Linked DNA regions of Homo sapiens: regions 1, 2, 4, 5 and 6 are each linked to region 3. The links are chromatin loops, found by intact Hi-C in ENCODE. Cell type or tissue: endothelial cell of umbilical vein. All regions are shown on one strand. Region 1 overlaps LOC105379168 (a long non-coding RNA gene). Region 2 overlaps CCDC192 (coiled-coil domain containing 192). Region 3 overlaps LOC105379168 (a long non-coding RNA gene). Region 4 overlaps LOC124901058 (a long non-coding RNA gene). Region 5 overlaps FBN2 (fibrillin 2). Region 6 has its middle 130 kb from the start of SLC12A2.

What was found. Peaks named below come from ENCODE experiments on the same cell type or tissue, not always from the same donor. Only the 100,000 strongest peaks of a DNase experiment are listed, where the experiment ranks them.
Region 1: it touches region 3 in a loop (7-fold over the local background); 49 of 110 quality-filtered maps call a loop at or near these places.
Region 2: it touches region 3 in a loop (3-fold over the local background); 7 of 110 quality-filtered maps call a loop at or near these places.
Region 4: it touches region 3 in a loop (7-fold over the local background); 16 of 110 quality-filtered maps call a loop at or near these places.
Region 5: it touches region 3 in a loop (4-fold over the local background); 8 of 110 quality-filtered maps call a loop at or near these places.
Region 6: it touches region 3 in a loop (13-fold over the local background); 75 of 110 quality-filtered maps call a loop at or near these places.

Annotation. Positions count from the first base shown.
Region 1 is chr5:128,672,810-128,677,809 of GRCh38, forward strand. All of the region lies in intron 2 of LOC105379168 (a long non-coding RNA gene), which reads left to right. Among named protein-coding and RNA genes, the nearest start is that of FBN2, 140 kb to the left of the region's middle. In endothelial cell of umbilical vein, a CTCF peak has its summit at 2,231 (motif pointing left); a DNase peak (open chromatin) is centred at 2,232.
Region 2 is chr5:127,754,948-127,759,947 of GRCh38, forward strand. The region is part of intron 3 of CCDC192 (coiled-coil domain containing 192); the gene reads left to right. Among named protein-coding and RNA genes, the nearest start is that of CCDC192, 54 kb to the left of the region's middle. In endothelial cell of umbilical vein, a CTCF peak has its summit at 2,745 (motif pointing right); a DNase peak (open chromatin) is centred at 2,774.
Region 3 is chr5:128,842,188-128,847,187 of GRCh38, forward strand. It overlaps LOC105379168 (a long non-coding RNA gene), which reads left to right. Exons shown (of 7, transcript XR_001742460.1): 5 at 3,393-3,513. Among named protein-coding and RNA genes, the nearest start is that of SLC27A6, 120 kb to the right of the region's middle. In endothelial cell of umbilical vein, no CTCF peak of the experiment used is centred here; a DNase peak (open chromatin) is centred at 2,344.
Region 4 is chr5:127,561,338-127,566,337 of GRCh38, forward strand. LOC124901058 (a long non-coding RNA gene) reads right to left here. Exons shown (of 2, transcript XR_007058924.1): 2 at 1-4,202. Among named protein-coding and RNA genes, the nearest start is that of PRRC1, 46 kb to the left of the region's middle. In endothelial cell of umbilical vein, a CTCF peak has its summit at 3,017 (motif pointing right); a DNase peak (open chromatin) is centred at 3,044; H3K27me3 peaks cover 576 bases.
Region 5 is chr5:128,496,433-128,501,432 of GRCh38, forward strand. The region is part of intron 5 of FBN2 (fibrillin 2); the gene reads right to left. Among named protein-coding and RNA genes, the nearest start is that of FBN2, 39 kb to the right of the region's middle. In endothelial cell of umbilical vein, a CTCF peak has its summit at 2,630 (motif pointing left); a DNase peak (open chromatin) is centred at 2,619.
Region 6 is chr5:128,210,712-128,215,711 of GRCh38, forward strand. No RefSeq gene overlaps it. Among named protein-coding and RNA genes, the nearest start is that of SLC12A2, 130 kb to the left of the region's middle. In endothelial cell of umbilical vein, a CTCF peak has its summit at 2,738 (motif pointing right); a DNase peak (open chromatin) is centred at 2,750.

The sequences.
Region 1 (5,000 bases), 170 kb before region 3:
GGGAAAAACTGGGGAGAAACTAGCAGTCTTGACATTGTGGATTGTGGGGAACCAGGTTTGTTTGAGACAAGCTAGGGAACTATTGGATCCAGTTAGCATTCAGAGAGAGTAAGAGAATTGATGCTTCCATAGGTAGACAGATATAAAGTAAAGCTTATGAAACCAAATCTACAAAAAGGCTCCAGGTCATCATTAGCAGAAAAGTTAATTAGAAAACGTGCTTTGAAAGTTAATTTCTTCAATAGTTACCTAACTTCTATCTTTGCTTTAAATAGAAACAACTTTATTAAATAGACAGAAGGCAGCTGTCTGCTGTCATAAAAAAACTTTTTAAAAACAAAAATTTATATATTGATTCCCCTGAGAGGTGTTTGGCTGCTACTCTCATAGCAGCACGTGACTGAGATAAGTCTACTATTGCTGTTCAGCTAGTCCTCAGTAGAAAACAATGAGCATAGGATTTCAGCTTTCAGGGTGAAGTCTATTTCCTGGAGAAATAGGGAAACCTCTACATTTTCCCCTTTCTCAGATTTTTCTTATTTAACAGAAATGATACTCCGTAAGAGCAGAATTGCCAAATATTAGTGTTCTTTGTAGCGGGTTAAATAATGAGTATTATTCTGACTCTACATCCTGAAAAAACCTGATCTTTCATAGATTTGCATGAATCAATCAGGATTCAGAAAGGTTGGTTAAAAGACATAGGATACACAAAAATAAAATCCCATTTTCAGATTGGATCAACTTGCCATGGAAATTATTACCAACATCATTTTTGTGTAGCTCTTCCAAACCTCAATTTGGCTTTCTTGCTTGGAAACACATAATTGCACAAACTATGCTCCCCAGAGACACTTTCCTGCACCTGAAAAAAAATCCAGTTATGCCCACAGACATGAACAAAAGAGCATGGATAGCCGAAATGAATCTCTCTTCCAAATGGGTAAAGGGACTCAGGCAGTGGCACATTGAGGTATTAAACATGTACTTTTTTTTTTTTTTTTTTTTTGCCACATTGATTGACCTACCAGAAAGCAGAATTGAAGAATGTTGTGGTTTTACTTGGGAGGTGGGTTCAAAAGCTTTTTGCTGCTAAATGGTATGGATAATTTGTATTTTATTTTATGATGAAAAATAGACTTATCCTGACTGAAACCTCTTAGCAAAAACCCTTTCCAACTTTTCAGCGAGGTTCTATTGAATCAAGTGCTTTAAGTTGATCTTCAGTTTCTGGCTTCAGAAAAAAATACCATGTCCATTCTGAAATGGAACAAAGTTTAAACACAGCTTTCTGGGTGGTTTGACACAATTCTAAACTAAAGACTTGTGCACTCACAGCATGACCAAGATTACCTCCCCGCCTCCTGCTGTTTCTTTATGGTGGCCCTTGATTGCAAACCTGCTATTACAGCCTTCTGGAATCCTTAACCCTTTCAAAGTAGTTTTTTTCCTTCCTGTCTTTCTTAGTTCGCTCCATATTTTAGAGATGGGTCTTGCTGAATCATCTCAGAATTTGTGATTTTTGTAGACCTGTCACACCCTCTAGGCTTTCATGGTACAATGAAGTTCATTACATTTTAATTTTTAAGTCATATTTTTATTATGAAAGTCTGCCTCAGATTTTATGAGTGAAATGAATGTTGGTTCAGAGCATGGGATCTAGGGCCAAACAACACTACCTGGGTTCAAATCCATGCTTTCCTTGTTAGCTATAGTATGCTTTTTGGACTGTTTTGTCTTCTGTAATTAGTTTTTTCATATGTAAAAAGGTTCAAAACCAAAGCTACCTCAGAGAGTTGTGAAGAGTAAATAAGCCAATGCATGTAAAGTGCCTAGAACTGTGTGTGGCACATATGAGCTCCAGAAATGTTAGCTATTACTGACCAAAAGTAGAATGTGATGTTTCAGGTGTGGGAAAGAGTAAACTTTTCAAAATTTAAATGATTCTCAGGATCCTGTGAATGATTGATACAGACCATCTAGTCACATTGGTAAATGTCATTAAAGACCAAGATTCGAGGTATTTAAGTTTCTTTTTATGTAGAGTAGGAATAGATATTTTTTTATAAAGACTTAGAGGCAGCCAAACATACCTATCATATAAGAATCGACCATATAAAAGTATTGGGGGGGAAAAAACTATAACTAGTTATCGAATGTGTGTTTCCTCCTAGGACTGTGAAATCAATGATACTCTGAGATATGCAGGGATATAGCTCCCTGCTGCCCCATAGTGGCAGTTGTTGTCAGTACAGTTTCCTCCCTGCAGGTCGTTAGTGGGGCTCCATGGAAATTCAACCAGTAGATTGCTAGGAAGGTAAATACAACCTACTGTATTCTTATCAGTAAAGGCCAGTGGCAATAATAGATAAGAAGAAAAGAAACAAGATCCCACCCACATAAGAAAAGAAATGTAAGTATCAGAAAGAAGTATCCTGTGAATTAATGTTGCCTGAGAAAAATGCCATTAATCCAAATGGCATGAACAGAGTGGCCCTAAATTGCTGTGAGCCTACATGAATTACTGCAGATTGGCTCTTGAAAACCTGCTACTTTATTCTCACTGTCTGTTTGTCTATCTATCATCTAAATTATTTTTCAAGCAATACTACCCTTATAGTATGTAGGGGCACTTTGAAAGCTAGTAATTTGGTGACACTTCAAGCCATTATATTTGAAAAACATTTTTTATTCTTTATTTAGAAAAGAGACTGAGCTTACAAAGGCAAGTCATGATGCATGGCACTGAGGATCATAGCTACCTTAGCCACATCTCTGCCCTCCTGAGCAATTCAGCTCTGCCTCCAAACTTGCATTTCCTACTCAGCAAAGTGAAAGTTCTATGAGTAAGTCAATTCCCCATTCTTAGAAAGCAATTTGTGATCATTTACTGTTTATAGACAACATTACCTATCAATACCAAGCAGCTTATCAAAGTGTTAACTCTGCACATATAGGTCTCTAATAAGGGTCCTGGTCGGTAGATACTTCCATATCTCACTGTAATTTCAGTCAGATTTTGGCAACTGCTAGTTGTTAGTGTCTTAGTTGCCTGTCTGTGCTTTCCCCAGGCTTCAAAACTTGGATTTTATCATCTGTCATGTTCCCACATCCAATATGTTGCCAGATTTGGTCCATCTGGTCTTGCAATATGACCTCCCACCATGCTTTTCTCTGCATTCCCCTGACACTGCCAAAACCCAAGCTCAATTACATCTCATCCAAATTTTGCCACAGCCTTAAACTTATCTCCCTCCCATCCTCTGTAAAGAAACAATGTGGTAGATTGAAGATATTATATGTTTTGGAGTCAGAGAAACCTCAGTTTGAATTCCAGTTTCACCACTTACTTTGCTGTGTGATCTTTGGCAATTGATCTTAATATGCATCTTAAAAAGGAGAAATAATAATCTCTTCAAAGAATCTAACACCCTGTTTGGCACAGTGTTGATACTTTAAAATGCCAGTTACCATTTTCCTTTCCCTTCTCTGTGGAAGATTCAAGGGCAGGCTAGAAGAAACCATCTCGTTGGTTACAGGTAATAAAATAGTGCATTTTAAATTACAGAGAATTTAAAGTTAACTGTGTAAATAACTGAAAGAACATTTGTTTGTTATTATATCCTGCACTTATAACCCTAAATAATGTCAGTGATAAAATGCTTCTCTTCTAAAAAATCCTTTTTTGGTATATGTTCTAAAGAATAGCTGCTATTGTTGTTGAGTTTCAACAGTAACATCAATTTATAGTAGCTTAAAATCAGCACATTTATGTTACCTACCTTTTGATAAGGTTTGGCTGTGTCCCCACCCAAATCTCATCTTGAATTGTAGCTCCCACAATTCCCATGTGTTGAGGGAGGTACCTAGTGAGAGGTAATTGAATCATGGGGGTGGGTCCTTCTCATACTGTTCTCGTGATGGTGAATAAGTCTCATGAGATCTGATGGCTTTATAATGGGGAGTTTCCCTGCACAAGTTCTCACTTTGCCTGATGCCATTCATGTAAGAGATGACTTGCTCCTCCTTACCTTCTGCCATGAACGTGAGGCCTCCCCAGCCATGTGGAACTGTGAGTCCATTAAAACTATTTCCTGTATAAATTACCCAGTCTCAGGTATGTCTTTATTAGCAACATGAAAACTGATGAATACACTTTCAATAAACACTGTATTGTACATAGGCATTAATCCAGAGAACTTTCAGTTATACAGCTTACCCCTGACATACAGATTCAGTCTTTGCCCACAGAGAACATACATAGCAGGTTGGAAGTATGCAAGCATGTTCCAGGCGTGATTCAAGTATTCCGATCTTGTAGTACTACCTATTCCTGCATTTAAACAGTTGATCTGAAATGAACAATTATAACTCAAGGTCTGTGAAGATAAAAAAGCAGAATTTGAATTAATTCCATTTCATGACCATTAAGAGTTATTTGCATTTAAATTTTCTGAAATTATTGTGAAATAGGATTTTTATGACTCTCTGCCAAACTTATGTCTGAGACTGTTTGAAACAACCTGTAGTATATTGGTTGCTTCAGATAAAATAAAATTTTGAAACTTAAAATTAACAAAACATGTTCTTTAGTCAACTTTGAATGAAGAGAGATTGATAAATATAGCTATATTTGCTATGGAACAGGAATATGAAAAACTATTGATTTTGATAAAGTTGCAGAAATCAAGGCTTTTAACAGAAACTGTAATGTTAATATTCATTATTGTGTCAAATAAACATGCATGTATAAGATTTTTCTCTTTTTCCAAAAATATTTTAGACATTTACAAGTGTATACCATAATACATACTATATATTGCTCTCTTTTACTGATTTTGTTTTTAATTTTTTTAGTGGTATAATTACATTGTAAAGTTTTAGAAAAGAAAATCTTAATGGTTCCATTTCTTTTCTAGCCATTGTCCTTATTTATCTCATTTTATGTTTATTACTGAAAATAAGTTTGTTATAAAGAGGAGGTAGGTGTTAAAAAGTGA
Region 2 (5,000 bases), 1.1 Mb before region 3:
GATTTCAGAGACAGTGGCTGTGGGTATAAGTAAAGCTCAGACCAGGGCTGGAACATTTCCCAATAAGATTATACTTTGCAAATAGTGCAGCTATTGTTGCCTTTCCCCCTGGTCAGAGAGGCTTGGCCCCAGGGGACAAACTGCTTGGAGTCTCGGTCCCCCAGTGCTCTCTTTTGGTGACAGTCAGTGAAGGGAAAAGGATGGAGGAGGCCCTGCAATGTTAGAAATGTTTATTAATTTCTTCTGGATTGATACATTTAGATAAAAGTATATTTTAGATACATTGGAAAAAAAGAATTTTAAGGTACTTTTAATAAAGGTAGTCTCCCTGTATAGTGAAACCTAATTGCATCAGAATTTTAGCGGAAACTAAGGAGGAAAGGTGCTTGTGTTATGAGAAAAAGTATAATTAATATATAATTTAGTGATACACACACAAATGCCCTTCATTTCTTTTTCAGCTTACCAAAAAAGGTGCATCCCTTACTTTGGCATGTATTTATTGTTTACTGACTAAATGCGATTGATGCAAGCGGTCACAGGGGGCTTGTGTCAATTAATAAAAATGTGTTGCCCTTTTGGAAAAGTTTCCATCTCAGCCTCAAGCCATAGCTCTAGCCTGCCAACTGTTGTTTTTTTTTTTTTCTAAAATAAACAAAAACAAGCCTCGAACTGTGGCAAAATTAAGAATTACCAAGAACGTAATGATAAACATAAGGTACCATTTCAAAGCAAAAAAAAAAAAAACTAAGAATTTCAGAGTCTCCAAATTGGGAAAGATTTTTCAATGGATAACTAAAAAAGGGCACCCATGCTGGGATTAGGTTACACTAAGAAGGTATATAGGATTTTTTTTTTTTTGGTAATCAAATGGCTTTTAATGATTTCTCGTTTGAATCAGTAAGATTGAATTCACTCATAAAAGTACCCATTCCTGCACTTTGGGAGGCTGAGGCGGGTGGATCACGAGGTCAAGAGATCGAGACCATCCTGGCTAACATGGCGAAAGCCCGTTTCTACTAAAAGTACAAAAAAATTAGCCCAGCGTAGTGGGTGGCACCTGTAGTCCCAGGTACTCGGGAGGCTGAGGCAGGAGAATGGCGTGAACCCGGGAGGCGGAGCTTGCAGTGAGCCGAGATTGCGCCACTGCACTCCAGCCTGGGCGACAGAGCCAGACTCTGTCTCAAAGAAAAAAAAAAAAAGTACACATTATTTTTGTTCTTGATGAAATATTTTTATCCAATGCAAATGTAACCACCCAATCAATGGGTTCACCTTGCCCGCTGCCTAGACAGAATCGATTTATCAAGACAGGGGAATTACAACGGAGAAAGAGTAAATCACAGAGCCGCAGAGCCGGCTGTGCAGGAGACCGGGATTTTATTATTACTCAAATCAGTCTCCCTAAGCATTCAGGGATCAGAGTTTTTAAAGATAATTCGACGGGGAGGGGCCCGGGAAGTGGGGAGTGCTGGTTGGTCAGGTTGGAGATGGAATCATAGGAGCTCGAAGTTAGGTTTTCTTAATGTCTTCTGTTCCTGGGTGCGATGGCAGAACTGGTTGGGGCAGATTACCATCTGAGTGGTGTCAGCTGATCCATCGAGTGCAGGATCTGCAAAATATCTGAAGCACTGATCTTAAGCTTTACAATAGTGATGTTATCCCCAGGAGCAATTTGGGGAGGTTCAGCCACAGGCTGCATGAACCCTAAATTGTAATTTCTAATCTTGCAGCTAATTTGGTAGTTCTGCAAGGGCAGATTGGACCCCAGGCAAGAACAGGGTCTTTTCGGGAAAGGGCTGTTATCAATTTTGTTTCAGAGTCAAACCATGAACTGAATTCCTTCCCAAAGTTAGTTCGGCCTATGCCCAGGAATGAACAAGGACAGCTTAAGGGTTAGAAGCAAGATAGAGTTGGTTAGGTCTTATTTCTCTCACTGTCATAATTTCCTCAGTTATAATTTACAAAGGTGGTTTCACAAATAGCTCCTAATATTTAAGATTCTTAGCTGGATGATCTCTTTATATAACACCAAACAATTAGATGTATTTATTTTTTCAGTAATATAGCAGATTAAATATATAAAATGGAAACTGGATTTCACTTAACTTTTTTGTACCTACCATAAGTAAGGTGCTGGTTAGGTGTTTTGTGGGAAAGACATGTAAGCCAGAGCTTCTCTACCCAAGTAGCTCACAGAGAATAGAAAAATTGGAAGACATGGAGAATGAAAATAGGTGTTTATATGACTCCAAGATAAACTGCACAATAGCATTAAGTTGCAGGATCTGTACATGTTAATTGTACTAAAGGATAGTTCTTGAAGTTGCCAAATTTGCATAACCAAGTGAGTTTAATTGGAAGTTGGCCATAGTTTGAGGAAAGGGAGAGTATGATGTGTAAAAGCACATTGCAGCCATTTTCAATATTATATTTTTAATTAACTTGAGCATTTTATGAGATCTGGCTGTCTTCATTGTTACTGTTGAGAGGGGTCAATCAACACTGTTGTCAGAGGATTTAATCCTGAGATTTTTGCTTTCTCCAATGTTTAGTCTCTTCCTTGAAAACATAAAAACTTTAAGAACAGTCCTCTGTCCCCTATTTTAAAATTTAAGTCAACATTAAAAACATATGGATGAGAGGATAGGGAAAGGGGAGAAACTGATATTTCCTAAGAATGTTCTTGAGAATATTTCAGAATAGAACACCTGTCACAAACAATCAAACATTTGTCCACTGGGTGCCACTGTCTTCCTTACCAGGCCATGCCACTAAGGGATTGCAGTAAGACTGTCTTTAGTGTTAAAGACAAGGATTACACACACACACACACACACACACACACACACTCTCTCTCTCTCTCTCTCTCAATCTGTGTGTATGTGTGTGTGTGTGTGTGTGTTTGAAGGAATATTTTTGCCTGCTGTACACGTTAAGGCTTTTTCTAAATGTCATTAATTTAGGATTTGTCACAAGGATGTTGGGAATGCTAGCTTGCCTTTACTGGTAACCCAAATTATGGGCTAGCCGGGTGAAGTAGAATGAGGTGGGGAGTGTGGAAGACACGACAAGAACCAAGATTTGTGCTGGAATGAAGCAGTGGAAGCTTGCAATATTATCAAACAATGGATCCTGCCTTTGAGAAAAGGGTTAATCTCACTGTTATTCAAGACCTTATCTGTTAGCTTTGCCTCTGAGAACACAGATTTAACTCAGAATGGAAAGTATAGGTGCCTAGTGTTGTTACCTGCATTAATCATCTGTTGGTCCTGGGCCTAAATTTGTGCAAACTGGGCATTTCTAAGGTCTCCTTCAGCAAGGTCCACTGTTACAAAGAAAAAAATTAGAAATAGCCAACAAATAAGAAGGTTGTGGCCACTTCCTCCGATGAGGTCACACAGTCAACAGAATTCTTTGTTGGGCTTCACTTTAGCTTACAATTATTCTTTATTTCTCTGCAGCCAAGTCACTAATGTCAAAATAAAAGAAATAATGGGATCAGGATAACTTGCAATTAAGACTTATAATCTGGGTTAGTCAAGGCTTTGAGAAATAACTGCACCAATTCAGCCAAAGTAGAGTGAGAAAGTGTCATTTGGCTCCAACTTCTAACCTAGGTTATAATGATAAACCACTCAACATATTACCAAGTTTTGCTTAAGAAAATACTTTATTGTATTTCCCATAGGTTAAGATCAGGTGGGAGGAAAACTAAATGCCTGGATGTTGGGTAATAGATAAAAAAAAGGGTGAATAAAAGGGAGAAAAGCTGTTAGGAATGTGAAAGAAAGATGAAAAGTAAAAGCATTTCTAGAGAAGCCCATAAAAAATAGTTTTTTCATGTGTGCTGGCTTCTATCACCAGTGAATATAAGAGGACAAGGAAAGGGACTCTGGTGGACTGCTGTTTATGACCATACACAAGCAAATAGACCATACAGCTTTTGTGCTGAGACAAAAGATAGTGTCAAGAAAACCCATACTTTTGCAATGAAGTCTGGATCCAGATGCATGCCAACATAGAGCTTATGAGGTAACATTCCTTTTGGCAGCAGTGTTAGCCCAGAGTCTCTCCCATTTATCAATGGCTTCTGGTTCCCAGCTCCAGGTATCAGATCAGGGAGAGCCCAGGCTTTGTTCCTGCTCCACTATCTGCTAGCTTTATGGCCTTGGGCAATTCACTTTGTCTCCCCAGCTACAGTTGTCTTATCTAGGAGGGTGTAAACATGCTAGTTACATAGGGCTGTTGTGAGGCTGTTATTAAATGGGATAGGTATCTGTCCCTCTGTCCCTTTGTGGTTATTATGGCTGAATGTTTCTGTCCCCCTGCCAAAAAGAAAAAAACCATATATTGAAACCTAATCCACAATATGATAGTATGTGGTGGTGGGATCTTTGGTGGATGATAAGTTCTTGAGGGCACTGCCTCAGGAATGGGACTAGTGTCCTTATAAAAGAGACTCAAGGGATCTCCCTCACCCCTTCCACCATGTGAGGACAGAGCAAGAAGCTGCCATCTGTGAACCAGGAAGCAGACCCTCATAAGACACCAGATCTGTTGGTGCCTTGATCTTGGACTGCTCAGCCTCTAGAATTTGAAGAAAGAAAGAAATTCCCATTGTTTATATGCTAGCCAGTTTATGGTATTTTGTTATAGCAGCCCAAATGAACTAAGACAGTAGGTTCTCAAAAACATCTGTTTATTTTCACTCCTACCAGTGGTCATAGCAGAACTGTGTAGTTCTCTTTATGCCTTCAGCCACATAAATTAACGAGTTCCAACCTACCACAAAAGTCTTTCTTTCTCACACACACACACTGCCCCGCTCGCTACCCAAGCTCCCTTGTCATAACTTGGCTGGCTTTTCTACTATCCAGTTTTCTCTTCTACTCTTTCTCATCTCTTCATCTGGTAAAGGGATTTTAGTTCTTTAACCTTGTCTTTCCTTTCTGCTTCATCTCTTGGAGCTTCTGTCTGTTTCTGTCCATTATCTGATT
Region 3 (5,000 bases):
AGGGAGTTCATGCCAACAAAACTGTTCCCAAGGAAGCAACAGGAGAGGCCATTTTCTTTGAGTGAGAGCTGGCAAGACTAGGAGAACTTGAGAGTGGTCATGGTTTGAAAAAGTTCTGTGGGAGTGGGAACATTGGAGGGAGCCCAATGACCTGTCAACCCCAAAAGGCCTCAGTTTCCTCTTCTTGCTCAGTTCTTAGGTTTTTGTACATTTCTCAAGATGTAATATGTCAACATATTCTTAATGCCCCACCTTGTGGCCTGGCAGAAAGTAAGGTATTTATTTTTCTTGAGAAACTCACCCAACTCTGGCACAGTTTTGATATCAAACTCAGGTCAGCTGAGTGGATAACACCAGCACTCAACTGGCTCAATTCACACCAGCCAACCTAATTAAGAAGAAACTAAAGACTGTTGTTTGTGGGCTTAAAAAGACAAACTAATGGGGTGAATTAATTAATTTTGAGGATCAAACGTTCGGAAATAATGATAATAATGCATGAGTGTTACGATTTGCATTTATCCTGCAGATAAGTTTTCTGGTATTTGCACAGGCATGAAATGAATTAGGTAAATGCATTTTCCAGATCTTCCCATTGTTTTAAAGCATATAATAGCATTTCAATTTATATAGTCTAGACTTGTTATCTCATACTGCTATTAAGCCATCAAACTCACAGAATTTCCCAAGCCACAGATTTCCCTTTTGGCCATTTTCACTCACCAGTTCTGTCCCAACAAACAAAGTGTACATTACTCATAGATTTGAGACATGAGTAGAGAGTGAAGTTAATATTGTTGGATGACTCTACAAATATGAAAAAGAATTATATTCTATTTATTAATTTCTTAGAAGTAATCCAGGCTACCATTTGTAAATGCTCCAAATAACTGAGGTCTTTGACCAGAGATAGCTTAACTTTTGGGAACTTGCTCTTTCAGCCCTATTACAGACAGAAGTCTGGAGGACCAAATCATTCAGTTAGAAAAGGAAACTTCTCAGAAAGCATATGCTCCTCTTTACTTCCAGTCATTAAAAAAGATCCCCCAGCTTTCAAGTTCATGAATAGAATCTGGAAAGCGAAAATATCAGATGGTTAGATGTGCCTATTAGTGCATCTCCTAAAGCCTAATCAAAAACTAAGATGGTTGTGGGCATGAATAAAATGTGGAAAGATTTGGGAAGTGGTGAAGGGCATAACAATGGAGTAGACAGGATATGTGCTTTGAATTTACCTCATGGAATTAAGGAGCTTGCAGAAATCAATCATTGTTCCTATTTAATTGAATTCCTTTTTAATTGAGTATCTAGAATAAGTACTGAATAACTATCTGCATATGAACTTCTACTTGGAGTAAAAAGTCAAAGTTTTTGCCTTTAATTTTATGTTGTAAAGTTTTTCTTATTTCTGTAATATTTTCTGTTCCAAGTATTAAATTTATTATAGGTTAAAAAACACTTTTTTGTAGAACTAGGAATGGTGAAAATCTTTGTTCACTGGAGACTTACTATCTTTAAATTGTAAAATCCCCCAAACTACTTAACAATACCAATAGTAAAAATTCCCAAATGCCAACATTTATTTTATTCTTTGTCTTCTGCTTCTAAATCCAATATCTGTGATTGTATACAGAATGTTTCCCTCAAAAATACCTTTATAACAATTTCTTTGGGATGAAAAGAGAGCTATAAGGTTTAACTGAAGTAATAACATTTTTGAAATGAAAGATGCCACTCGGTTCATCATTTTATACAAACATATTCTTGTTATATCAAATTCAAACTACAAAAATATGGAAAGCTAATAGTGCAAGTTTTCCTTTACCTTTCCTTAAACATACTTCTGTCTGGAGGTCATCACTACATCAGTGAATGTTTCCTTCTAGAACCTTCCTTATGCATTAGTTTTCTTTGGTTTGATAATACTGTACTACAGAGAGTTGTAGGCTGCTCTCTCTGTGCCTAGAATACAGAAAAATAAAAAAAGATAAAATATTTAGATGGACCAGTAAAAATCTGAAGACAAGAAAGAGTTTCCAAAGCCCAAAAAATAATTGAAGCCTTAACATTTTATTACATAGCCTTATCAGTATCAGCTTAATGGTGCAAATATTTTGTACATTTGTGATCACTTACCACAAATACCACATAAATGAACAAACATATGTAATGTGCTCTTGGAATTTACATTCTATATGAAGACTTAATGTGTAGTGTCTTCAAAATTATGAATAAATAATTTTTGAAATAATGAAAAAATTCTAAGGCTTTTGAGAGACTATTGTGTCAGTAAATTGACCATTTAAATTTTCCAAGTGATGTCAGAATTAAAATTTGTGGAAGACTGCCCTCTAATGGATAAATAAGTATTTGATATGTTCTACAAAAAGAAAAAGGGTGCTTGAAAGACACACAAATCAAATTGCTATCCTAATGCTAGTATCTTATAGTGTCGTTTATGTTAGCATACATTTACAATAAAGCAGAGAGATTTTTTTGGAGTCCATACCATACCCTAACTGTTTATATTAAAGGTCATTCAGGGTCAATTTTTGCACAGCATAAAACATCCCTTTAATATGAATCTTGTATTTGTCTTCATGGGAATCATCATAAAACTTGGCAAAATCACCAGACAGCCTATATAATTATTGACAGTCCTGCAGAGATGGTGTCATTTCAAACACTGCCGATTATTTCTCACAGCTGAGAGTAAAAGTGGCAAATAATCCAATTACTTAAAGAAATAATTCAATACTATATGTTCTCTGCACCTAAAATACTTTTTAATGATCATCATACTAGGGTCTTCTTCATAGTTATGCAATGCAATTCTGTTCTTATCCCCGTTGTTGTTGAGCCCACCATCATAATATCTTACAAGCACACTACCAGTAAAGAGAGGAACAAATAGATATAAATGAGGTTGGAGTATGAGAATGGCAGAGTGAGACAAATGTTTAGACTTCAATGTTTCACACATTATGTAATATGTAAAATGACCCCTAGCTTAAAAAGAGGCTTTCTACTCTCACTGTCCCTTACCCTTAACTTATAAATGAAACTATTTTTTCCTTGGTAAATTGAGAAAAGTTCAATCCACCTTTGTGATGTTCTGTTTCAAAAGTCACTTAAACTCCCTTCCTTTATTCTTTATCTTTACAAGTGGGACAATGATGTTTGTCCTCTACTTGACCTCAAATATTGTGATAAAAAGAGATATTCTGTTTGCTTTTGACCACTAAACTCTGGCCATGAGTTCCTTGAGAACAGGGGCTGAGGCATCTCATCATTCTATGCCTGTTTTAGTGCAGTGCTTAGAGTGTTATAGACCATCTAAATATTTAGCGAGTTAATGAACATCCACCTTAGTATCTCTATTGGTTTTCTAGGGCTGCCTTAGTAAAGTACAGAGGTGAAGTGGAGCAAGATGGCAGAATAGCAAGCTCCTTTGATGGCCATCCGCACAAATGTCTACACAGAAAAAGCACCTTCACAAGAACCAAAAATCAGGTGAGCACTCATAGTACCTGGTTTTAACTTCATATCACTGAAAGATGCTCTGCAGATAGAAAAAACAGTCCTGAATTGGTGATGCCACCCCTCCCCCACCCCGCCAGCAGCTGTATGGTGCAGAGAGCATCTCTGGATGCTGGGAGAGTGAGAACACAGCAATTGTGAGGCACTGAACTCAGTGTTGTTCTGTTACAGCAGAAAGAAAAATCAGAGCTAACTCAGGTGACGCCCACCCACAGAGGGATAATTAACAGCAGCCCTAGCCAGAAGGGAATCGTGGATCCCAGTGGTCTCAACTTGAGTGCCTGCAAACCTTGCCACCAAGAGCTATAGCACATTGTGTCTCCAACTAAACTTGAAAGGCTAGGCCATAAGGACTGCAACTCTAGGGCAAGTCCTAGTGCTGAACTAGGACCAGAGACAGTGAACTGGGGGTGCATGCGACATACTGCGACACCAGCTGGGGCAGTCAAGGGAGTGTTGGCATCATTCCTCCTTTAATCCCAGGCTGCATAGCTTGTGGCTCCAAAAGAGACCCCTTCCTTTCACTTCAGGAGAGGAGTGGGAAGAGTTGGGAGGACTTTTTCTTACATCTAGGATACCAGGTCAGCCATAGCAGGATAGGGCATCAATCAGAGTTGTGAGGCCGACGTTCGAGGCCCAGCTCCCAGGTGACATTTCTAGACACACTCTGGGCCAGAAGGGAAGGGCCCTGTCCTGGGAGTATTCATCGCCTGCTAACTGCATCTTGTGGTTTGAATGCCAGCTTAGCAGCAGCACAATAGAACACAAGGTGGACTTCTAAGTGTTTTGACTCTAGTCCCTGACTCCCAGACAGCACTGCTGGACCCATCCAGGGCCTGGGGGACCTCTCCATCCTGAAGGGAAGGACACAAACCTGGCTGGCTTTGCCACCTGCTGATTGTAGAGCCCCAGGGCCTTGAGTAAACATAGGCAGTAGTCAGGGAGTGGTTACAGCAGGCCTTGGGTGACACCCAGTGCTGTGCTGGCTTCAGGTTTGACCCAGCACAGTCATAGTAATGGTGGTCACAGGGGTGCTTGTGTCACTCCACCCCCAGCTTTAGGTGGCTCAGAACAGAGAAAAAGTCGCTGTATGTTTGGGAGAAAGTAAAAAAACAGAACAAGAGTTTGTGCCTGATAATCCAGATCATCAAGGTGGTACCTCTATGAGTCTGCAAGAACCACAGTGTTAGTGGGCTTGGGTGCCCCCTAAAGTAGATAAAGCTTAGATTATAACACTCGAGTCCTTCTGAATATCTAGAAAGTCTCCCTAAGAAGGACAGCTACAAATCAGCCCTGACAGTGAAGACTACAATAAATGCCTAACTCTTCTATGCCCAGACACTGAAGAACATCTGCTAGCATCAAAGCCATCCAGGAAAACATGGCCTCACCAAATGAACTAAATAATGCATTAGGGACCAATCCTGGAGAAACAGAGTTATGTGACATTTAAGTCACAT
Region 4 (5,000 bases), 1.3 Mb before region 3:
ACAGGAAACTACTGAAGGATGGAAGAGCTAGAGGTTTAGAAACCTTGGATTTGAAACTTGTGCTCACCACACAGGAATGAAATTCCAAGCAAGTGTTTCATCCCTTTCAGCCTCAGATTCTTCATCAGTAAAACAGAAGTGTTGATACCACAGGCACAAGAATGTTGTTAGAAATAAATGAAGCAATATATATATACTTAGTTCCTGTGAGTCTATTTATTATGAACATCTCCCCACACTGAGTATGCTTGTGATGTTTAAAAACCGATTTTTCATGAAACGTAGCCCCTAAATGCTAGCCAGCTGCTTACAATTGCCTGTTTTAATGCTGGAGAATTAACTTTTGGGCTTACCATGAGACATGCCAACCTCTACTCCAGGTCCTTCTTATGGAGTGAAGGTCTTAGTTTTTCAGTAGTACTTTCGAACATATTATAATTTGACAGACATATTTCTGAAAACCCCTGCTTCCGGTAGAATTTTGTGCTAGAGGTAACAGAAGTTTTGGGAAAAGATGGGATTAGGGACAGATCAATAAAAACGTATATAACTTTGAAACCAGGCACTAACAAAACTGGTAATGACCTCAATTAGAATATTAGCACAAATTTTACATTTTATGTTTCTAATAAATACACCAAAATAAGAGGCCTTTGCCTTAATGAACAAAAAAAGGTGAAGGTAGACTGATGGACAGGGAAGGCAGTGACAAAGGACTGAGCATGCTGAGCTATGCAGAAAGAGCAAAATACAGAAGGATCAGGGAGAACTGTGCAATGAGCACTTCCAGACAAAACTGGAGGCTCATATAAGCCAGAAAGAAGAACATGGGCTGATGGCCATTGAGTGTTTGTGATTTTGCATTTAGGTGCTGCTACTTAGTTACACGAACCAAAAAGACTTCTAGGTTATACAAACAACATTCACTCATTTACCAATTTTATTTAAGCTAATTGTTACAGAAACATGAGCTGTAGCAGAGCAGACTGAACTTGCTATTTATCTTATAACCATTAGAAACTAATTACCACCATACATAGAAGCCCTTTGTAAACCACCGTGGAAAAGTCAAAGGCCTGTAGGGGTCAGGCAAGCAATAGAAGTGAGTGAGCAGGAAGACACGGACTTCTCTAAATAGGCATATCCCATCTACAGGGGACAGGCATGCTCCGTTTCAGCCAACTGTTGCCATGTGGGATGGAGGACTTGGGTATGGCCAGATCACTTGATTTTTCCCCAGAGAATTCAGATATCTGGGTTTTTAGGTAAAATTGCCCAATTCTTAAAACCCTGACCAAAGAAGATAGGACAGGGGGTTGGGATTCACTTTGGGCTCCCAGTTGTGACCTTAGGAAAATAACAGACTGTATAAACCTATTAATACCCGTTAAGTCCCCAGGGAGCTTTAACATATGAGCATTTTGATGGTTGTAGGTGGCATGGCCTCAAGGGCTGGGATTGAATGGGAGGCTACTTAATGTGTATTCTAGATATTGAAAATAGAGTTAAATTAAGTTGTCTGTCAAGTAGGTTACCCACCGTTCTTTGTTATTTCCCTATAATTGGGCTGTTTCATTTGTGCTTTCTCCCAAAGAGTGAAAAAACCAGTTTCCTTTTGCATTTGCAGAGTTGGTTTGTCCAGGATACATGCAAACACTTGGTGGAAAATTAAAGCCTAATGCAATCGCTTCAAACTTCCTCTAACTTTTCCCCTTATCACTATGTTATTTAACATGAAAACAATGTGTAGAAAAATGTTCAAGTGTTTCTAATAAACGTAGCTAATTGGATTCTCAAGTCTCTTCTGTGACATAAAAACTGAAATAGTTTTGAAGCTGAAGCACCAATTAATAGGGCTAGTCATGGAAAGAACACTTACAGGAACAAAACTTAATACCACATCTTTAGATTTGTGTAATGGTTTGCTGGCAAGCCAAGTCTTTTTCCCCTGTTTCTTTTGCTTATGTTAAATGCTCTAAAAGGGCGGAGGCAAGTATTCTTGTCAGCAGAGACTTGGCAACTAATGTCTCCTTCCTGGTCCCCTGTGCCTTGCTTCAGCCTCAAGACAGTGAGACAGCCAGCCAGCCACCCAGGCAATGTTTTATGAATCTGATGCTATGGAAAGGAGGGCAGTAAATTAGGGGAAGCTGGAATTCGCCTGTCTGTTTCAGAACACCCCATTTGGGGTATATAAAATGTATGCTGCCAGCAGGAGTTTCTGAGACAAGATGATGAAGTGGCAGTTTGCTTATATGATTTTATTTTTTCAGCTGACTTGGCCCCAGTAGATATATAGGAGGTGAGAGGGGAAAAAATGATTAAATTACCTAGTAGTTAAAAACACACTTTCCCCCTGCTTCTAAGTAGGAAAGTAAGGAATGGTTGACAAATATTTCCATGAGGTAATAATTGATCCCTGAATAGGCTTCCATTAGTTAAAAAAAATCAGTTTATGCCATATGCCAGTGAAAATGTGCATGAAATCATGGTGGAAAGGAGAGATACATTCAATGTGAGATCAGAGAAATGAACTGGATTGTGTTTCCATGGTTCCTGCAGGAATCTATCATATTGTATCTGCCACACTGTATACATATGTTTACAGTCATCCCTTAGTATTTGTGGGAGATGGGTTCCAGGATTCCCCATGGAACCAAAATCCACTGCCTCATTATTCCATGGTTTTCCAGAGGGCAGAGGAATTGTGTGAATTTTGGAGTATAGCTGTATTACCTGAGGTGGCCTTTAAAAACTCAGCTCCCATTCTAGGGAAGTTCTGAGAGATACAAGGTAGAAAGTGTCCTTTCTCCAAAAGAAAAGTGAAACTTCAAAAGCATTTGAGAACCCTTATCTTAGAGACCAAAGGATGCCTGCTTAGATTTGCCTTCTGAATTACAGTGAGACAGACACCTTCTGGCCTCCTACCTTCTCCCCTTTCTCTTCCCTTCTCGTAAATCTGGGGTTGGTTAAGTTAGGAAGATTGGATTTCTTTAGCTTTAGTGACTGAAGACTGTTCACCCTGTCACTAGAGGGCACCAGTTGCACATCAAATATCTAATGTGTAGGTGTCAATGCCCACAAACATTCTTCAAATACAGCAAAATGTCAAATTGAAATGGCTTGTAATAAGGTGGTTCCCCTAGTGTCCCTGTTCTTATTTACCCCATTTCTGCTGCTGAAAGGAGCATTCTAAATTTGACTTTCTAGTGCTTTCAGAATTTTCACTTAATTCAAAACTCTAATTAAAGTTGCAGATATGAAGAATCAATGTTTTTCACAAGATTACATGATGGCAATTTTGCTACCATTTATCTGGCTCTTGCTCTGTGCTGGGTAATATGTAAAACCTTATAGGAATTTTTTCACATGGTTGTATTTCAGATCCTGCAACAAATGAAAATGGTTGTTATCAACCGGAAGCCTCCCCTGTAAGCTAAAATATACCATTCAATATAGAGTATAGGTATGTCTCTAGAAAACCTACAAGTTGAGTTTTCCTGTTGAAATTTTACAAAGAAAAACTGTCCAGGCATTTAGTTTATGTTACTCTTCTCTTCATGGGATTGCACAAAGTGTTGTAAGGCAGTTGTCAACAGTCTGGTTTCTACTGGCTTTGCCTCGGGGGACTGACCCACTGTGCCAGCCCTTGCTTGGGTTTACACTGGGAAGACCAGGCTCATTGTTTCTCATCTGTGATGCGTCCCCTCAACCCATAGTTATGTTTTGGCAAAGGAAAAAAAAAGGAGGAAGTGAACATTCACCCCAGGACCATTTGATTCTGTTGATTGCTGACAGGTGCTATGTTCTGAATAGAATTAGAGACTCTGTACACCTCAGACATACCCAATATCAGGTCAGCTATAATTTGTGCATGATGAGAGGTCACAACGTTTTGGCCTTGGGAAAAAGGCACATTCCTGACTGTGCGGCAGCAGTTGCTATGTGGTGTCCAGTAAGATCTTCAGTCATAGTGGGCTTTGCAATGTACACCCTAAAAATGGAAATGAACCCAACGTCTCCTTACAAACTGTGTGAGTCCTGATGGATGAGCTTCCTGACCCTAGACGAAAGGAATCGGCCCAAATAGAACGTCAAAGGAGGATGAAGAAGTATAAATTCCAATTGCTCTTGGAATCTGTGCGTCTTCTCCAGAACTGAGGCAAGTGAGTCGGAGGGGCACTCCCCGTGTGAGGTGGGGCTGGCTGGAGGAAAACAATTCAGCATCACATATTGAAAAGCCACTACATGCCTGGCCCCATAATCTCAACAATCTGATGAAGTAGAACCCTTATTTCTGTCCTATAGAGGAAGAAATGAGGGCTATTCTAGATTTAAAAATTTTCCCAAGGCTATGCTGCTTACTATAAGAGGTAACAGGATGGCAAATATCAGTCACTGCTGACTATGCACATACCCTGTACCAAGCACCATCATTATCTCTGATGCAACACCACAAGGGAGGCATCACCATACCCACTTTGTAGATGAGAAGCCTGAGGCTGGGAGAGGTTAAATCACCTACCCAAGTGTACCACCATCCTCCCCTCCCCTCAGCATTGTCACCACCCTTTGGTGACAACTCTTCCCTGCCACACAGTGTCCCCAGATCTGCTGCTTCCTTCTAGAATAGGAAAAAAAGCCTGATAAACTAATTCACTTGCATACCCTGGAAAAATTGTGACTGCCAAGACCAGCATCTCCCAGAGGATGTATGGCAGAACAATAACCCTCTGCTTCTATCCAAACAAAGGATCCCTTCATCAAACACATCTAGAAAATTTAGAGTGCATAGGAAAAGGCTCTGAGAAATCCTGGAATACAGAAGAAACTTTCTTAATAAAGGACAGCCCCTTTAATTTGCACTGTTGAGGCACAGAAAACAGCACCACAAAATACGGTAAGTTGGCATGCTGAATGCTTTGAAGGAAAGAAAATGGAAAGGTCTCAGAAATAAGCCTCAGAACCTTCCCCCTCACACCTGTTTCTCTTATCCTCTCTTT
Region 5 (5,000 bases), 350 kb before region 3:
TCTCAATATACACAGAAAAGAACAAGTTTCATAATAAAAACACTAAAAAACTAGGAGTAGAAGGGAACTTCCTCAGCATAATAAAGGGCCTCTACAAAAAACTCATAGATAATATCATATTTAATGGTGAAATACTTGTTACGTTCCGCGTAAGATCAGACTAGGACAAGGAAATCTGATCTTGCCACTTCTATTCAACATTTGTACCAGAGGTTCCAGCCAGAATCAGACAAGAAAAGAAAAGAAAAAGCATCCATGTTGGAATGAGAGAAGTAAAACCATCTCTATTTGTAGATGGCAACACTCACGCATTTCATGTATATTATAAAATATACATTATGAAAAAATATATTTAATATATAATACATGTAAAATCCTAAATTATCCATTGAAGACTATTAGAATTAACAAGTTCTGCAAGATTGCAAGATACAACATCAATACACAAAACTCAACTGCATTACTGTACACTGGAAATAAATGTTTCAAAAATAAAACTGAAACAACTCTATTACAATAGCACTAAAAAGAATAAAATAGAAATAAATTTGACAAAAGAAGTACGAAACTATACTCTGAAATGTATAAAACATTGTTGAAATAAATGTTTAAAAATATAAATGAAAAGATATTCCATGAAAGAAAGAAATAGAAAAAGAACAAATTGAACAATGATTTAAGACTGAAGGATATCCTTTCCTAAGTGTCTTCAACAGATGGGAGTGAGGTACAGAAATAGGTTCCTTGTTTTGAGTTATAATGAAGGGCAGCCTGATGACATGTCAACACCTGGAATACCAAACACCAGACTTAGGAAAACTTAACAATGACACATGTGGATGTACCATGGATGAGTACACACCAGAAATCCTAGATCCTCAGAGATTTGTGGATTACACTTTCTTGGGCCACTTTGAACTATGAGCTGAATTTCTAGGATCTGGTTTGATAATCATCACAAATCTAATCCCAAATGGATGAGGAACAAAATAGTGGGGGCAACAAGTCCACTTCAAACTTGTACAAAGTGGTTAAGTAATTTTAGGGATTTGCTTTGTTGTCATCGTAACACTCAAGAAAGTGGCCTGAACCATCCAGAACCAGCACGTAAAAGGAAAGGCATACTGCAGTCTCCAGGCACAGGTAATTCAAAGTATAGTCGATCTAGACTTCTATGTTTTATCATGACAAATTTCTGGCAATAAAGTGTTTTTAAAAGGGGGTGTTTTTTCTAGTTCACAGTGATGTCTCTGAGCTAGTGGAAGAGGTGGAGCCATATTTCAATATTCCTGGTAACGTGATAGTTAAAATAATTAACACAAAATCTCCAAACAGTTTTAACTGAATGATTAGGAGAGTTTGTTTCATAATTCTAGTTAAGTAACAGAAAAAAATTATTAGCCATTTGTATCATGCAATGTACCAAATTCTTTATATATGCCAGAACATACTTAGTGAAATAACTCCCAATTTAGAACCCCTCATGCCTCAACCAATTTATCCCTTTCTGACACCCACCTGAAACTAGGAAAAGGAAAAGCAAAAGCAAAAGGAAGCCCAACCCCTCTGTCCTGAGGAGGACTGTGAGACATCAGAGGGAGGCAGGAGAGAGGCATGGCAGAGCCCAGAGTTGGACCAGTGTGTCAGACACATTACTGGGAATGCAGAGGGCAGAGCACATTTGCTTCCTTTGGGGACTCCAGAAAGAGATGACCATTCAAACCCAAACCATTCTGAAGGTTGACACCATCAAAGTGATTCTTGCATGGCCCCACAGGGACCTGGAAGTTACTGAAGAGTCTGGCTAGGGCTTATGCAAAATCTCATATATTTTCTTGTTCATACATAACAGCCAATGGAAGCAAAAATCTCCAACATCTCACCAGTCACGGGATAATTAATGAATATAGCACTTTCCACTGGGATTTCCCAAAGTACCTTCCTCACTCCTCCAACTCCTTCTCCATTATCTGCTCAGCTGTTCTTTGATCTTGTCTAGTTCAGCTCTAGGTTTTTATCCTCAAGTGCTCTGTGCCTGAAAAAATGGACCTTGGTATTCCCTAGCACCAACCAAGCCCTCAAACTGTCTTTTTATCAAACGACTCTTCAGACACCACCTCCTTCACAAATTATTTATATTTTTACAAGAGAGAGCTCAAGTTCCTCTGGCTTCACTCAAATGCAGGGAAATAAACTATACTTATTTATAGCTTTGTAGAGTCATAAACAATAGAAAATACATAACTGTGAAATAAGAAATGAATACTTATGAATGTCAGTAATTATTCTAAAAAGAGAAGTATTATATAAGTAGTACTTAAAAAGTGTGCAGGGTTACATTCCTTTATATATTTCACTATGATCTCTACAATCTTACTATAATCTACAAATCTATAATGTAATAACTGATTAAGATACAGATTTAGTTTTAGCAAGATTTGTCATTAATTTCCTTCAAACGAGTAGGATTTTCCTTTTTAAAAAACTAGATAAAGCTTCCCATTCATTTACAAGTCATTCTACATATTATTTTTAAAGTTTATTTGGGTTATTTCTTAGTTTACCACATAGTAACCAAGCCAAGATTCGAAGCTATTATAAACATTCTTGGCTCAATTTTGCCCCCTGCAGGGAGTATGTACTTCTTACATTGGGATTTAAAAGTATGAGAGATGGAGAAAACCTTAACATAAAGTTGACTATTCCAAATCCAGCGTTGCCTCATCAGAGAGAGGCAAAATCTATTCTGGTAACAGAATTTTAAGACATTATAAATCTTTCAAAATAATCTAGTAGTAAATTATACCCAGAGTGGCTTCATTTTAGGCACTATTCAATGTGAAAATTGAATTATTGGATAAAATATTAGAGATATTTTAATAAATGATTTCTTAAGCCTAGCTAATTATAAAAATGCCCTGGGGTACTTTGTAAGGGCCTCATGCTATACCAATGTTTCACAAACTTCACCTTATAGCACAATTACTTCGCGGGCTTTAAAAAATGCTAATGTTTGGCCATGGGTCCTATGGCTCCAGAGATTCTTATGTAATTGATAGGGGATGAAGCCTGAGTGCCGAGATTTTTAAAAACTCCCTGGTGATGATAATAAGCAACAATGGTTGCAAATCACTGTATTCAGAGTACTGAATTTGAATCTCCAAGGAACAGATGTGGGAATCAATACTGTTGACAAAAATACTCTGGTGATTCTTATGACCAAGCAAGATGAGTAAACACTGATCTAGCCCAATGTCCTCATTTTTCAAACAAGAAATTACTTGTAAATTGACACGCTCAAGAACACAGTAATCTGTTAAATTCTAACTAAACTCTCTACTGTGACATTCAGAACTTAATTCTTTTTTTTTTTAAGATGAAAACCATCTTGTTCAAGATTTGGAATGTACTTTGTGTGCTATTTCTAAATCAGATGAAGACATTCACAAACATAAGGCTTTGCCCATATGCAAAAAGTTTGCATGCATTAAACCACGACATTAAGTATGGTCATGGGAAACACAGTCTTTAATTCGCAGAAGATGAGGCACCCACAGAATTAACGTTTCTTGATTGAGTAATATGCACTTAATAAAGTGCAACAATATTAGTCTTAAATGTCAGCTGCAGTATCACAAACTATATCATCTTCGATTGGAAGCCCCTCCTCCTGGCTTTCTGTGTGACTTTAGATAGATTTCAGGTCAAAAACTTTTTAAATGTGATAAAAAAAATTCCTGGAAAATACAGTAGAGTAAAACCATATCACAGAGTCTCCCTTTCCCACAGCTAATATCAACAACAACAACAACAACAACAACAACAACAAAGGTCAAATGAAACTAACAACACTTTTACTGTCAGCAGCTAAAGAAGAAATATGCCCAAATTCCTGACATGTTTGAAAAACAACAGACAAGGAATGAAACGGAAGAGTGTCATAACCCCTCTTCCCTCAAATGATATAGGGAATGAAAATGATGAGACTCTGACAATTCTTTTTTTTTTTTTTTTTTTTTTTTTTTTTTCAGACAGGGTCTCGCTCTTCCACCCAGGCCGGACTGCTGTGGCGCGATCTCGGCCCACTGCAAGCTCCGCCTCCCGGGTTCACGCCATTCTCCCGCCTCAGCCTCTCTCGAGTAGCTGGGACTACAGGCGCCTGCCACCGCACCCGGCTAATTTTTTGTATTTTTAGTAAAGACGGAGTTTCACCATGTTAGCCAGGATGGTCTCGATCTCCTGACCTCGTGATCCGCCTGCCTCGGCCTCCTAAAGTGCTGGGATTACAGGCGTGAGCCATCGCGCCCGGCCGAAATCTGACTATTCCTTCTGAAGAGCTGAGTTCGTCTTTAGCTTATGGATAAATTAGTTAAAAATTATAGGACTAAAATCCCTACCTACCCACATAACATCGCATTCGAAGAAAAAACAAAAACAAAAACAAAAATAAAAAAACAGAAAGGCCCAGTCATTGTGATCTCTACCAGATGGGAGAAAACTGGACAGTGAAGACAGAATTATATCATCACACAGGGTTAGTTATCCTCAGCATTAAGCACAAAGAACATAAGAACAAAGGATTCTCAGGGAGCAGCAGGCTGGGGTGAAGCCCCTTACAATCACAATAAGGAAGACAGACTAATGCTGAGGAATGATGAGACAAATACAGAAAACTAACACCAAGCAAGATTTTCTGATAGCAATGGTGCATCAGGTCCTGTAGCTGAAATGGGAGCAATCATTCAAATTTCAGGGATATCCTCTTTGAAAAAGAATACTTCCATGACAAGAGGGAGTGATCCTGACACAAAATATGTGAAGAATAACCTGAGAAAGTACAGAGCTCAGATCCTTTCATCACTGCTGCCCAAATCCCAGCTGTGCTCTTCCTTTCCTCATAGGGGCTCAGAACATAATGCACTTGAAATACCTGGCTCTCAAACAGGAGCTAGGGAAGGAAAACAATCCCTAGGTAATTCTGAAAGGGAGAAAAGAAAAAT
Region 6 (5,000 bases), 630 kb before region 3:
CTAAATAACATAATTTAGATACATCTAAATAATATTTATATTATTTTATTATATAGATTTATTTATATAAATTTATATATTTATAAAATTATATATATTTTAATATATAAAATATATAATTATATATAAATATATATAATTATATATATAATAAAAATACATAAAATGATTATATTTAGATACATCTAAATAATATTAATGATAAATAGTTGAGATTAAAATGATGAAAGAGTATACCTGATAAAAGTATAAAGAAAAGAAGACTGGTGTGGTCTATATTAATATCAGACAAAAGAAACTTTCAGGCATAAAGCATTACTTAAAAATAAAGTTGCTCTTGAATGATAAAAGGTTTAAGGGAGAGATAAAATAACTTAAGATTTGCATGCATTTAATAGCATGTATGATAGAGGAAATGAAATCAGTATTTCCAAGAGATATCTGCACTCTCATGTTCATTGCAGCTAATAGCCAAGATATGAAAAAGACCTAAGTGTCCATTGACAATGAATGGATAAAGAAATTGTGTTGTATATGTATATACAATGAAATATTATTTCACCTTAAAAAGGAAGCAAATCCTGCCATTTGCGACAACATGGATGAACCTGAGGGTGTTAGGCTAAGTGAATTAAGTAAGACAAAGAAAGGCAAATACTGTATGATTTCACTTATATGCAGAATCTAAAAAAAGCTAAACTCATAGAAATGGATCATAGAATAGTGGTTGCCAGGGGCTGGGGGGTGGGGGAGATGGGGAAATAATGGTTAAAGGGTACAAACTTTCAGTTTTAAGTTCTGGGGATCTAATGTACAGCATAGTGACTATAACAATACTGTGTTGTACACTTGAATTTTGCTAAAAGAGTAGCTCTTAAATGTTATACAAAAAAAATAACTAGGTGAAGAGATAGCTAGCTAACTTGATTGCAATAATTATCTTGCAATATATACACATATTAAATCATCACACTGTACACCTAACAGTAATACAATTTTGTCAGTTACACCTAAATAAAGCTGGAAAATAAAAAAACCTCCCATAAAAAAGAAAATAGATAAAAAATTTACATGCATTTATTATACAGTCTCACAATATATAAAGGAAAGTTGACAGACCTACCAGGAGAAACAGACAAGTCTAAAATCATAGTAACAAATTTTAACAGGTCTGTGTAATTGAAAGAAAGAGCAAAATACTACAACGAAGCATGCAAAAAAGAAAACACTAGTGGGGTTATGTTTTTTCTTGTTAAAGTTTCCCCTGAAATTTAAATGTATAATTAGAATCAAACCAGAAACGGTATCCGAGGTGAGGCTTCCATGTTGTCATGTCTTGGGGTCTCTGCAGGCTGAGGTTGCCTGTCCGTTCCTACACACCTCAGCGTCTGTAAGTGATTATGAGCAGCACAGGGGAAGGAAAGAACGTGTGGATCAGGTGTTAACAGCATTTTTTCCAAATATTCTCCATTCTGCTTTTCCTAATAACTTTGGTTTTGGAAAGTCCCTTGTGCTAAAGTAATCCAAGCTGCCTCTCCCAAGAGTGTACTGTGGCCTGACCGTAGGCTCTGCCCACCTTGATCCTGATTCCAAGAGGGAAATGACCCCGAAAGGAGCTGGAATCTAAGGTCTGGCATCCGGTCCTGTGGTGGAGACAAACACTTTCAAAGATGTAAAAAAATCCCACTTGTTCTAAGTCACTTTGCTTCCTGCCTGGGACATGAAAAGGGGGCCTTGTTCTTTGTGAGGGAGTGTGCAGCTAATTCTGGTATGACGTAAAGGCACTTTATATTATTGTCTGTGCAAAATGAACTGTCACCTCCCAACTTATTACACAGCAGTCTTACAGTTTTGCTTAGCATCTGAGGCACACACCCAGAGGCCAGAATAGTCCACCAGAGACTGAACTAATACTGCAGTGTGGAAGACAGCCACACCAAGATGAAAGATGCTTTCCTGTGCCGAGTGAGGTGATGGAAAAATAAAAAGCCAGACAAGAATGTGCACAAAAGTGATGTACAAAAGGGCACCTCTTCTCCAACATGGTTCAGTACTTAGGGCTTGCTTTTGCAAAGTTTCCTTCATACAAACTGCTTCCAAAACCACTTTACAGTTAAAAGCTTTGGATGGCCATTTGTTAGCACGCAGTAATAAATCACAGTTGAGGCAGAGGGCAAAAATTACATTTAGATGACACTGCTGTCAGCTGTCTGTGGGGTGGGGACAGGTTTAAGACTTGGTGGTGAGGCACAAGGGCACTGATCTAGGGAGTGGACTTCACTCTCACAGGCTCTTATGTGAATGTGATAAGCCAGGATAACCCCTTAGAGCAGTAACCGGAAAGATTGGCCTCACTATTTCTCACTATTCCCCCACTTCTCTGAACCCACTGCCCATCCAATTTGCACAGTGGAGATGCCAAACCACACACAAATTGCCACCCATCAGTCATTTTTAAGTATAAATAAGTTGAGGGTGAAAGTTCGAAGATACACATGATACAAAATTTGGGAGAAGAAATTTGACTAAATGCAGCCAGGGCCCATGCTCACTCTCAAGCCACTTTCAGGTCCCACCAAGAGGTGTTCAAACAGTGAACCTCTGTAAAAATAGGGCTTCTTCTGGTAGCTGAAGTAGAAATGGAATGATTTTATAAGGTATCAAACAAAAATGTTCCCAGTTTCTTTACTTTGTTAAGAGCAAGCAATTTTCTCTTCAGTGATTGTGTGGCAACAGTAGATGGCGATGTTGCCCTTGTTTTTGAGGAAACTGCTGTTGGAAGCGGGTGAACTGTGGCAAACATTGAAAATTCGGGGCTGAAATGTTGATTCTGTTGTGTTAGCAATGTAGTGTTGAGGCTGTTTGGCCTGAGTAGGTGTGGGGAAGGAGCGGATGCTAATCCAAGGCCATTTGCTCTGGCCCACCAATATACTCATCTGAGGAGGCAGGCAGGCACTGACAAGAATCTATCAAATTATCAGTTTTTATCCAAGTATTTGTTTGAAAGAAATGGTAGACAAATTGCAGTTTTTATCCAAGTATTTGTTTGAAAGATTTCAAAGATATGTTTGAAAAATTATCAGTTTTTATCCAAGTATTTGTTTGAAAGAAATGGTAGAGAAATTGCAAAGTTAATACACTTTAACAACAGCAAGTCTCAGGAACTAATCATGAAAAAGCAATGGCAATAATATTATAGATACATGATCAAGTGTCACTGTGAGCCAGGCACTGTGCCAAGTACTTTGTATGGCTGCTACTACTTAATTCTTAGAGAAACCTGTGAGACAGGTATCAATACCCCCATTTTACAGATGACGTCACTGACTTTCAGGAAGTTTAAATTCTTTTCCTGAGGTTCCAGTTAGTCAGTGGGTTGGCCAGAAATCAATTTCGAGCCTGCTTGGCTCCTCGAAATATAAAATTTTTCGCTTTTCTAAAGCCAGTCAAGATAAAGACAAGTTTAGTTTTCAGAATGAACCTTCAAAATCTACACGAGATATATAAATTTAAGAAATGGGGAAGAAGGAAGCCTTCTAGGGTCAGAGGAAATACCTTTTTCTTTTTAGAGCTTCCTTTATCTTACCCCAAATAATCAGATCAAGTGTGTGCATGTGTGTGATTTTAAAATATGGCATATGGATTCCAAAGGTCTGCTTACCTGTTAGTAACATTATTGCAAATTCAAAAGAGCTTTCAGGCATAAAAACTAGTTTTCATAAACTTTCATCTCATAAATCAATAAAAGTTTTTCTTAGCTATTCTACCCTTAAGTTAATGTCACAGAAATAGTTTTCCCATAGTGACACTAGGCAATAATTTTTTTTATTGGCAAATTGTTATTTATTTTATGTCCATAACAACGTATGGCATTAGAAACTATCAGGATTCCCTTCCACTGGGAGGTCATGGGTGACGGTGGATAAACTCATATCCAGAACCAGTACAAGGAAACTTACCCAGTCTCTGCAGTACAGAATGTATGTGCCCTATCAAGGACTACTCAGTAGAGCCAATCAAATCCTTCTAAATTATCAATAGGACAGAAATAATTCCCTGAGTATATACTTGTGAAGTTATACTTCAGATAAGCTCAACAATCAAAGGATAAAAAAGTCCTTTAAAAGTTGTTTTTGAAATATCTTGACTTTGACAACTTAGGTTTGATGAATTGGAGACACAGAAAAAGTCTACAAACATCTTTTCTTTGAGAACTTAGATATAAACTGGAGAGGCTGCAAATTTTTCCCAGGTAAAGTTTGCATGTGCCTTTTAATCTTAAGTCCAGGCCAACCAAACTGCTCCACATCTCCTTTAATTCATTTCAGGATTGTGAGTCTTTACGAGAAAACACAGGACAAACTTAGGTGAATAAAATCCCAAATCTGACACATGAGCCCAGGCCTATCCCTCAGCTTTTCAAGGTCTGGAACAAGAGTTATAAATGGAGGCCCTGTATAATAATTTATCATTTTAAAGTAAGAAGTCAAGCTAAAAACTGTTGAATGAAATATGTTCTATCCTCCTAAGTTGAAAAATATGCCTTCCTGATGGCCTGGGAAGAATGTGGGTCCCCAGAACCCTCAAGGTTCTACCCCACAGCATGAACACGCAGGAAGAACTGCCTCCCAGCTGCCCAAGAGGTCTTACATGCATGTGTGCAGACACCCAGGCCATATGTCCAGGCTCTGTCCATGCCCCTCACAAATGAGTGCCCCCTGCCTCCTACCCCTTGGCCCTTGGGATGTACATACTAACACTGTGATTTGCCTGCTGGAGGAAGGGCCTAGGGAGGAAGCTGGCTGTGGGGTCACTGGAGTGAGAAACTGTGGGGATCATGTTTGAGATGGGGAGTGGGGTGAGGGCTCCAGGTGGTTATGTTCCCTTGAGCCTGCAGACTTTCCACTCTATGGAAAAGGAGACAGCAGGGGACGGCCAGGGCAAAGTATACAACACACAGGGCCTGGCTGGGGATCTCCTTGTTTTCTTGAGAGACTTTC